2 separate regions of the Homo sapiens genome follow, and region 1 is linked to region 2. Evidence: chromatin contacts called from ENCODE Hi-C or POLR2A ChIA-PET data. All regions are on one chromosome and are shown on one strand. The core of a region is the stretch at or near the end of the contact, and the rest is flanking DNA. Distances in the headings are between cores, read along the strand shown.

Region 1 (4,944 bases), core at 1,628-4,127, 780 kb after region 2:
GGGAACATTTTAAAGGACTCTGATGCGGATTCCTTATTGAGTATGAATTGACTCTGAAGATTTAGTTTCCCTCTTCCTTGATCCATTGTCAAAGCAGTCTAGTGATTGCCACCCCCGACCCTGAGAAAGGAGTGTCTCCCAGATCAGAATGGGAGGGGAAGAAGCAAAGATAAAGGCAGGTGAAAAAGCAGCAAGAGACAGGGAGAAAAAGAGACAGAAGGAAAAAGAGCAGAGAGGAAGAGGAAGAAGAGACGAAGACAAATAGAGGATGAATGATTATCCAGAGGCTACCAGAGGGAAGAAGTAGAAGATAGGAGGTTGGACGGAAGATGTGCACATACCTTTTCTTGTTTTTGCACATACATTTAACCAATAGTTTCAATATGAAAAAAAAAAAAAGGACATGGAGGGTAATGAGCAAAGGGTATTAGGTAAATGCTCCAGCTAATCCCAAAGTCTAGGGGGATGATCGTGAAAGATGAAAGAAAGCCTCTAAAAAGAGTTAGAAAATACAATCTATGGTTTAATAAAAGAAGTCAGAGGTCATAACAAATAAAAAAGAGAGCCATAGGGTACTTAATACCAAATATTTAAGGTGAGCCTTGCTTTAAGCAAGTGAGCTGTATTCCTGAAAAAAGGTTTGTAATTCAGTTGTTTGTATATGAAATCCCATCTCAAGCACCTTGAGAAAGCTCACTCTTTGAAGACTTTTTTTTTTTTTTTTTTTTTGAGAGGGAGTCTTGCTCTGTCGCCAGGCTGGAGTGCAGTGGCGCCATCTCGGCTCACTGCAACCTCCGCCTCCCAGGTTCAAGCGATTCTCCTTCTTCAGCCTCCTCAGTAGCTGGGACTACAGGTGCACCACCACGCCTAGCTAATTTTTGTCTTTTTAGTAGAGACGGGGTTTGACCATGTTGGCCAGGATGGTCTCCATCTCTTGACCTTGTGATCTGCCTGCCTCAGCCTCCTAAAGTGCTCATCGGAAAATCCATTACAATCCTTTACGCCTACAGCACACACTCTCCCCTAAACTCCTGTATTAATTGTAGAACCCTGCATTTCTGTGTGTGGCTAGCAAGGACCACAATGAGGATACTGATCTGCAATCTCACCCCAGGATAGTTTGATATGGAACAATCCAACAGGAGTCCTGGTGTCTGGGTCTTGAAGGTAAGAGTTAAAAAAGGCCGGGTGCAGTGGCTCATGCCTGTAATACCATCACTATGGGAGGCCGAGGCTGTTGGATCACGAGGTCAGGAGTTCGAGACCAGCCTGGACAAGATGGTGAAACCCCGTCTCTACTAAAAATACAAAAATTAGCCTAGTGCCATGAGTTCTAGAAATGCCAATTAGGAAGCCAAAAGTCTGTCTAAACTGGGGACACCCGTGGTTTCAAAGTGGAATGGAGACTCGGAGTGGTATTTTGTAAATATCCATGGCCCAGGCATTAAGGAAGCCACCCCAAGTTCCCTGGGAGAGGAGATTATAAAACTGTTAGGAGGTTGGTGGATCAATTTCTCTTTTAACTTTGTGATCATAAAAACAGCAGAACCAGAATAACCACTAATGTAGCATCAGTGATGTGGGCACTAGGGTATCCCTCCTCTAAAAGGAAAATATTAATGGTGTCACCAAAGAGTGGGAGCCTGAATCTTTAAGGTGATCTGAATCTTTAAGTGACAGAAGTCCTGCAACTTGGAGTCCCAGGAATACTTATAACTGGCCCCACAGTCACCGCTTCCCCAAAGGCTACGGTAACAGAATGAACTCAACTCTCTTTAGCCAAAGAAGACCTTTTAGATTAGGAAGGTGCAAATTCTCAAATTACTCAGTATCAGTTTGTCATATGATCTCTCCAATCAAAACTGTAAGTAGATCTCTTTACTTTCTCTTTAGTTTAATAAATAGCATTGGCAGGTGGTTTCATCTGGGGGTTTAATATTCTCCCTTGAACAGTATTTTATCGCCTGAGGAGAATGATTTTGGGTGCAGAACTACAAAGCTAGTCTCAGGGTGGACTGTGGGCTGTCAGCTAAACCCATTCATTAATCCAAAGGGTCCTATTTGCTTATGAGTTTCATCAAAGGCATGTTTCAAACCCATGAAGCAGCAAAAATGACAAGTTAGGAAGTCATAAAGCTTTGGGTTACTCACAAATAGTCAAAACCACAAATGTCAAACCTGCACCTGCCAAGGGTCTATTGTACCAGATTCTGAGCTCCTTGAGGGTGGGGAATAGGGAATGTTTCTGATTCATCTTTGTATCTCTGGTAACTGCAACCAGCACAGTACCAGGCATTGTGAATGTCCTTCACATATTTATGGCGTGAGTGGATAGATGGACGGATGAATGGATGGATGGATGAATGGATGAATGGATAGGGTTTGTGTAAGATAATAATTTTTAAACTCAATGATGAACAAAGAAAACCATCTTTCTAGAAAAGCACGCCATGTTACATTAGACATATGAAACTTCCTCCCAGTTCACAATAAGTACATTCCAGAAAGTTTACACTTTGGGCTAGAATTTGCAATATATTCTTTTTAAAAGCTTCTTAAAATTGGTAAAAAGTTCTCCTCATTCTAGAGCAGTGTAAGCATAAATCTTTGTATTTTAAAAAGATCCTCAAATGCTTAATTTGTAGTCCCAAATTCTACATCCAACGCCTTTAGGTCACCTATATGCTTTTCTGATGACTGAAAGAAAGGGAATGACAAACTTTTAAAAAACGATTAAAAAGATCTCTTAAAAAACATTTTGCAAGTCTTTGAAGCTGTCATAAAAATCTTAGGTAGTTTCTGAAAATTGTCCAAATATGGTAGTGTCGCCATAACCAATTGCTCAGCAATCATTACAGACTCTGGGTTAGCTCTGACAAAGGAACTAATATTCTGAAAATGAAAGTATCTGAGAACTAAGCACAGGCCGCACAGAACCTGCACGCTGCTTTGGCACTTGCACTACCTCCAGAGACCTTGGGCAGATGCACCTGAACTTTCACCAAGCTGCTTGGCCTGTCCTCAAACAGACATGCCAGTGTCTCCTGCACGGGGTAGCTGGGGAGCTAATCTGCTTCACTCACCTTCCATTTAAGTGAAACCATAATCTACCCCCTGCACCTCCTCCTCAAAAAAAAAAAAAAAAAAGACAAAGCCCCATAGTAGTGATTGATGGCAGAACAAGGGTCCTTTTAGCACAAATTTACACTTACCATGTTCCTCAACTACAAGGTATTTTAATAAAGTTAATCTCCTGATATTTGTGCTAGAAATTGCTGGTATTAAGTGGCGATTTAGCAGAACACCACTGACCCTTCAGCAAGCTTTGCGCCCAGGAGCTTAAAGCAAACAAGCTATGGCAAACCACCTCCATCCGCCTTCTACCCCAGCAGAACTCCCTTTGGTATGAAGGTCTTGATATGAAAGATGTTGCACTTCCTTCTTTCTGCCATATGCATTCTTGCAGCAAGAAAAGGTGAAGGACGGGTACTACTTCCACACCATCCAAAGGCAAATGCCCCATTCACTTGGCAACATCACCCCTTAGAGGGTTCCACTGGGTAATTACAAAATACCTGAGTGGCAACTATATGCTGGGCCTAAAGTAAGGCATCAAAAAATTTACCCAAAACCTTTACATCTAGCTCATTGCAGACGCCTAACATAAAAGGGCACCAGGAAAGAGAGCAGAGATATTTCTAGTTCGGCAGATGTCTGCCAATGCTTTTCTCACATTTTGACCATCATCATAATAATCCCAATGATATAATCATCGATAATAATAATGTTAGTCATAAAACAAGGGTGACTTTTTAAGAAAGGTTGGGAAGTTGTTTCAAACTGTGCAGGGCTGGTGTCACAGGAAAATGTCAAACTTTCCACTTTAACTTCCGTTTTTCAGGCATGAACACTTTGCTTTGGGGGAAATCTGGGCACTATGAGGGCTCAACCTGAGAACAAACTTCAAGTGTGCACCGTGCCTCTTTTCTGCTCATCTCTCAGTCACCTGGACTCGTTAAAAATACAGAACTCTGGGTCCAGCCAGACTGAAAATCAGCTCTCCCCCCAGCCAACAGTCCAAGCCTGGATTTCCACGAAGGCACGCGGCTCTCTTTACAGATTGCAGATTTACATGGTAAAAATAGAAACGTACGGCATCACATGTATATGCAAATTTGCCAACCAAACTCAGTGCTGAAAATAGTTATTTACTATTTGGCTTGCATATTGGCCCAGAAAACCTTCCATACCTATTTCATGCTCATTTAAATTCTTTAAGAGTTCCTGACCCATTTAAATTCCTTGAGGGATGCCTGGCTTCATAGGCATTTGTCTGCTGCTCTCCCCAGCAGCTTTTAAAGAAATATTGCCTGTCAGTGCAGACTGGACTTTGGAAAAAATATCTATTAAAAAAATATTTTTAATATATACGGCCCCCCTTTCGTTAGGTCTTTAAGCCATAATATATACGGCCCCGCTTTCCTTAGGTCCATTCTGGGCACTGTTTAGCCACGAGTGGCCTTGGACCTAGAATTAGGGCTTCCTTCTTGATAGCTCCTTTAGGATTAGGGACGAGAATGCCTAAGCTGTACAGCTGGAAAATAGGGACAGCAGTTTTTCCGAAAATTTGGTCCCTGGACACCTACATCAGAGTCCCCTAGGTGTGGGGAGCAGGGAAGGCTTGTGCAAAACGCAAGCTCCTGACTCCTCTCTAGAACCGCTGACTCTGAATTTCTGGGAGTGGGACTCTGGATGTTGCTTTTATAGGAAGTTTACCATGGTGATTCTGGTGGCCTCCAGGGGTGGGGAATCCATTACTCAGAAACCACCCTGAAATCCTGAAAGTGTGCTGCTCAGGAGCTGGATTCCGCAAGGCCAGAGGGCACCGCAGGACTCACCACCAAATGAGGGCACTGACGTCCTGCAGGAAGGCGGGAGGTGACT
Region 2 (5,375 bases), core at 1,908-4,407:
AATGACTGTTGAAGCCAGATGGCCTTGCTCATTGATTCTCTCCTTTCCCGCCCTCTCAAGCCATCCAGAAGGAGAATGAAATGCTCAAATCAAGGGAGTTAACTATGGCAAAGATGTTAGTAATGGGAAACTTTGGAGGAAGGCAAAGTCAGAAATTATTCTGCAGGGAGATTTGGGGATGTTGGATGCTAAGGCCCAAGCCGTCTATTGTATGCCTTTTGCTTTGGCATAAAACAACAGATGACCTTCTGTTAGGTGTATGTCTGCTCATGCTTGAGAGTGGTGGTGTTTGGAAAGACTCAATAGCATATGCACATGAGGAAGTTGACCAAATGATTCCACAGCACATACTCATTTTTTTGCTCTGATTCTAGCTTTTCCTCCAATTTTATTCAGAATTTGTTCTTTTCTTACCTCACACCATATAGAAAAATCAACTCAAAGTGGATTGGAGACTTAAACATAAGATCTGACAGTGTAAAATTAGTAGAAGAAAACAAGGAGGAAAGCTCCATGACACTGGTCTGCACAATGAGTGTTTTTGTATATGAACCGAAAAACAGGTAGCAAAAGCAAAAATAGACAACTGGGATTACAACAATCTAAAAAATTTCTTTACAGAAAGGAAGCAATGAACAGAGTGAAGCAGCATCCTACAGAAAGAGAATATTTGCAAACCACACATGTGATAAGGGGTTAATATTCAAAATGTACACACAGCGTAAATGCAAGAAAAGAATCTGATGTAAAAATGGCCCTTCCAACATCTAGCATTATTGTGTGTTGAATAAATACTTGTTTGATTAGGTCTAATCACTCTTCATGATTGGATTTCCAAAATGTGGACTCTCAGCAGGACATTACAGGGACAGTGGTTGGGTCTGGAGATGTCACCCTTAGCTGTTTTTCACAATGAGAGGTTGTTTTATCATAAATAAATCAATAAATGGTAGATTATACACCGGAGTTACTGAGAATTATAAAAAAATTAAAAAAGCCCACATTTTAAAGGGAATTTGGTATTTTTAACAAAGCATCAGGGGGCTGGGAGCAGTAGCTCACGCCTGTAATGACAGCACTTTGGGAGGCCGAGGTGGGCGGATCACAAGATCGGGAGATCGAGACCATCCTGGCTAACATGGTGAAATGCTGTCTCTACTAAAAATACAAAAAGAAATTAGCTGTGCGTGGTGGCGGGCGCCTGTAGTCCCAGCTACTTGGGAGGCTGAGGCAGGAGAATGGCATGAACATGGGAGGTGGAGCTTGCAGTGAGCCGAGATTGTGCCACTGCACTCCAGCCTGGGCAACAGAGCAAGACTCCATCTCAAAAAAAAAAAAAAGAAAAAAAAGCATCAGGGTTGTCACCATGAAGCAGGAGGAGAAAAATAATGCTGTTAGACTTCTTAAAGCGTATTTTGTGGTTTATTTTATTGCTCTGTAAATTGCAGGCTGTAATTCATGGGGCTCAGGCCAGTGATTTCACAGTTGATAGACCAGGCACATCTCTTCCCACCCCTTCCCCACCTAGGGGCAAGGTTTTCAGGAAGAGCCCCTTTTCTAAACCACACATGGCCTGCTCACAAATCTTATGATAAAACTCTACCCACTGAGAAGCACAAGGTGTGAGGCTATTGATGAGGAGTTGAAGGTGACAGAGACCGAGAAAGTGCTGCACACCTTTGGCCTAAAGGGTAATGAGCAACACACAAGGATTGGGAGATGTTCATGGCAAGAAAAATTCAGAAGGGACATTGTTGTTTCACTAATTCTGTAAAGGAGAGCAGCGGCATTTACTTAGGCCGATTCCCCATTCTCTCTTTCTGTTTTTAAACAGAGACAGATCTTGCTCTGTTGCCCAGGCTGGAGTGCAGTGGCATGATGGCATGATCATAGTTCACTATAATCTCGAACTCCTGGTTTCAAGTAGTCTTCCTGCCTTGGCCTCCCAAAATGCTAGGAATACAGGCAGGAGCCACTGTTACTGGTCTGTTTTTTTTCCTTAAATACATAGGCAACTTCCTCGATTGTCTCTCCTTTATTGGCATTGAGAGATAAGCACAATAATGATTGTTAAGATGGAATATTATGAAGGCTCAAGGAATACTTCTGAAGGCTTTTTGTCTATGAAGTACACGAGGTTTCTTAATAGTTTGGCCTCTGGCAAAAATGGTTTTATTGTAGTTTCATCCTTGTTGAGTCAATAATTAACTGAGTTTGATTAAAGCTGAATTTTCCTAAGTATGAAAACCATGTGGGCCCTTCTCTTTCCTCGTGATGCACGGTGATAGTGCGTATCTAACACTTGAAGGTGTCCACGCTGGCCCTAGCTCAGTGAGATGGCTTTGCTTTGGGGGGGTGAGGGGGCGGAGGTGGTGGAAAGGCAGCAAGCTACGATGTTCTTATGTGTGTGGCCTTGCTTCTGGTGGTGGGGTGGCACACATGCTCTGTAGTCTTTCTGGATGGGTTTGGCCCACGGGAGACCCCCTGGCTGTCCACCAGCCCCTTTGTGATAGTCTCATAGTCTTATTTGTCTTTTGGCTTGTATCCCACCTGTTCACTTTTTACCATAGCTAACCTTTCTAAGTGGTCAGGTGGGACTCATGGAGATTTTCCGTTCTTTGGCAACTAGCAGCGACTGCAGATTACTCATCAGCTGTCTCCTTGAGTCCACAATGCCGGGCGGTGGACGGGCTTCCTGCCTCCTGGCCCAGGGCCCCTTTGCCGGCTCTTAGTGTAGAGCACTAGTTGTACCATCTGGTAGTTGTTTGTGCCTGCGACTCTCTTCCCTATTAGGCTTTGACTCCTTAAGGATAAGAACCATGTCTTATTTTTTTTAATCTGTAGCTCCAGTATCCAGCCCAGGACTTGACACCAGCCTCTGTCAAATACATCCGTGGAACGCATTTGTAAGAAATCGAGGCCAAGGCACTGGAAGTCCCATTGTCTCTGGATGCTGAGACCTTGAATTTCATGCCATGGACCCCTCCCTTACATTCCGTCTTTAATGTGCTATAAATAGACATTCCTGGCCTTGCCTAAATAGGATTAAGTAGTACCAAATGGTCCTTACCGTTCTGAGGCCTCACTGAGACTCATTTTGAATCTTTAAAGAAAGCAGTAGAGGGATGGAGAAGAAGTGGGTCAAAACCTGGTTTCTGCCTGTGGGAAAATACAAAACAACACAACAGCAAAGCAGACTAGCATGGTTCAAAGCACACATTGAGGTTTTTGGTGTGCCATTCTAATGCATGAGCTCATTTTGAGCCAAGGATAGCTTTTTGGTGTAGAATTTTGCCAGTCCTACGGTCAATGCAGTACTAATTGTGTGTGTGACTTTGTGCAGTGGGGAAAGGTGGGGCTTTAAAATAAAACAGAAGGTATGAATTGCTTGGCATTTGCTGTGGTTCCTAAGTCTCCATTCCGCTTGCCAAGATTAAATTGAATTATTCCCGCTGCCATTCAGTTTTACTCTGCACAAAATACAGCCAACATTTTTGCATTTCTTTCTTCCTTCCTCCTTTTCTTCTTTCCTTCCTTCCTTCCTTTTTCCCTTCATCTATCTTTGTTCCGCTTTTGTTTGTTTTTTTTTAGATCGCTGCATGCTGCCGCGTTGGGTTAACCATGGTAGCATTTTACCATGAGAAGCCATAGCAAGATGTGCCAGGTGCATGCTGCTGGAACACCTGGCTGAGGCTCCAACAGCATTTTCCTATGACTGAGGGTAGGGTAGGTAGATGACTCATTACAATTTATAAAATGGGGGGCTTAGCTTGGGTATCATCGTGGTTATTCCAAGCAGTCTTCCAGCTGGACTAGCTTTTCGGGAACACGTGTGTGTTTGTGCTGGAAGCCCCAGTAATATCATTTAATTCGAAAGCTTTTTTCTATGATGAATTATTCAGGCAGTGTTTACCAAAATTGTCATTGATCAGTACAGACCCAGAGAGCATGTACAACAGCGCCTGTGCTGGGCCTGCTAGGAGTCGATATTTTCTGGCTCAAAGAAGTTCCAAAAGAATTCAAAGCCAGTGTGTCTCTTTCTCTGGACGGCCAAGTGATGCAGGTACCACGCTTAGGTCTGCTGGTGTTTAGCTTGACTTAAAACCCAGCCAGGGAAATATGTTTCACTTTGCTGGGGTGCAGGTGGAGGAGGCTATTATTCTTAGGCATTTAACAGTGAAGAATGTTGGGCAGGGCAGAGGGTCAGCTGAATGGCAGGGATTCCAGGTCTCAGTTAATGCCCACAAATTTCTGAACTTTGAACATAAATACCCTCACTGCAATACATGTTTTTCTTTCTCTCTCTTTCTTTCTCTTTTTTTTTTTTTGAAAAACTTTTTTGGAGCAGCACCTGCATGTTGTAAAAACACAAAATAAAAAAAAAATAAATAAAAGCAGACCCCTTGGTTCAGATATCTTTGTTTGTGTAAATGTTTTGGCATTCTTTATGAAAATCTTCAGATTTTCAAGAGCTTAAGATGACCTCCTCTAGCCGGCTGCAGCAGTGTCTAGGTATCTGTGAATGTGTAAGAAATTGAGACAGCCTGCAAAATAGCTCACCCAGCTTTTCTTTAAAGTTCCAACCTTTTTGCTGGCTCTCTTTCAAACTGTACTGCTCACTTTGGGCTGTACGTTAGAACCACCTGAGAAGTTCTTTTTCTTTCTTTTTTTTTTTTGAGATGGAGTCTTCCTCTGTCACCCAGGCTGGAGTGCAGTGGTGGGATCTTGGCTCACTGCAACCTCTGTCTCCTGGCTTCACGCCATTCTCCTGCCTCAGCCTTCCGAGTAACTAGGATTACAGGCATCCGCCACCATGCTTGGGTAATTTTTGTACTTTTATTAGAGACAGAGTTTCACCATGTTGGCCAGGCTGGTCTCGAACTCCTGACCTGAAGTGATCCACCCACCTCAGCCTCCCAAACTGCTGGAATCTGAGAAGTTACGTGAAACTAGCGATGCCCTGGGCTAATGAAATCAGGCTCCATGGTGGGGAAGGATGTTGCGGTGGGGTTGGGGTGGCAATGAAAGGTGAAAACCACTGTGGTCCCACCTGCCCATCGTCAGATTTCGGTTCCTCTCAGAGTTAACGTAGAAGGTTTCTGGGGGCATGGACCTGAGTCTTATCCCCTTTGCAAAAGTAAGAATTGTATCGTAGCCTGACTCAGGGTTTTAGCCAACTTCTCTGGATGCTAATGCTATTCTCTTCTTTATACTTGTCTTCCTTCCCAGGCACACATCCACTGGAGCTTTGCAGGGCCTATCTGCCCTTAGCCCTCCAATATCCTTTTCATTTTCTTTAATAGTTTTATTGATATATAATGTGCCTACCATATAATTCATCTGCTTAAGGTGTACAATTCAATGGCTTTTAGTGT

The links. Hi-C counts contacts between places; a loop is a spot of excess contacts on that map. ChIA-PET counts read pairs that join two places held with the same protein, here RNA polymerase II (POLR2A). Pooled maps may share reads with other maps.
Region 1: a pooled map shows a loop between it and region 2 (2.1-fold over the local background). The contact joins the enhancer-like site here to the promoter of WWOX-AS2 in region 2. A Hi-C loop is called at or near these places in 3 of 50 pooled maps. POLR2A ChIA-PET finds 5 or more read pairs at or near these places in 2 of 52 experiments (T-cell and activated CD4-positive, alpha-beta memory T cell).

The regions. Positions count from the first base shown.
Region 1 is chr16:79,280,839-79,285,782 of GRCh38, forward strand. It overlaps a transcript of MAF not described here. Among named protein-coding and RNA genes, the nearest start is that of MAF, 320 kb to the right of the region's middle. Within about 2 kb of position 2,878, at least 3 of the 41 ENCODE cell types and tissues checked have a DNase peak (open chromatin) inside an H3K27ac peak, as active enhancers do.
Region 2 is chr16:78,496,879-78,502,253 of GRCh38, forward strand. It overlaps WWOX-AS2 (WWOX antisense RNA 2), which reads right to left and starts at 3,158. Exons shown (of 2, transcript XR_007065129.1): 1 at 3,071-3,158. All of the region lies in intron 8 of WWOX (WW domain containing oxidoreductase), which reads left to right.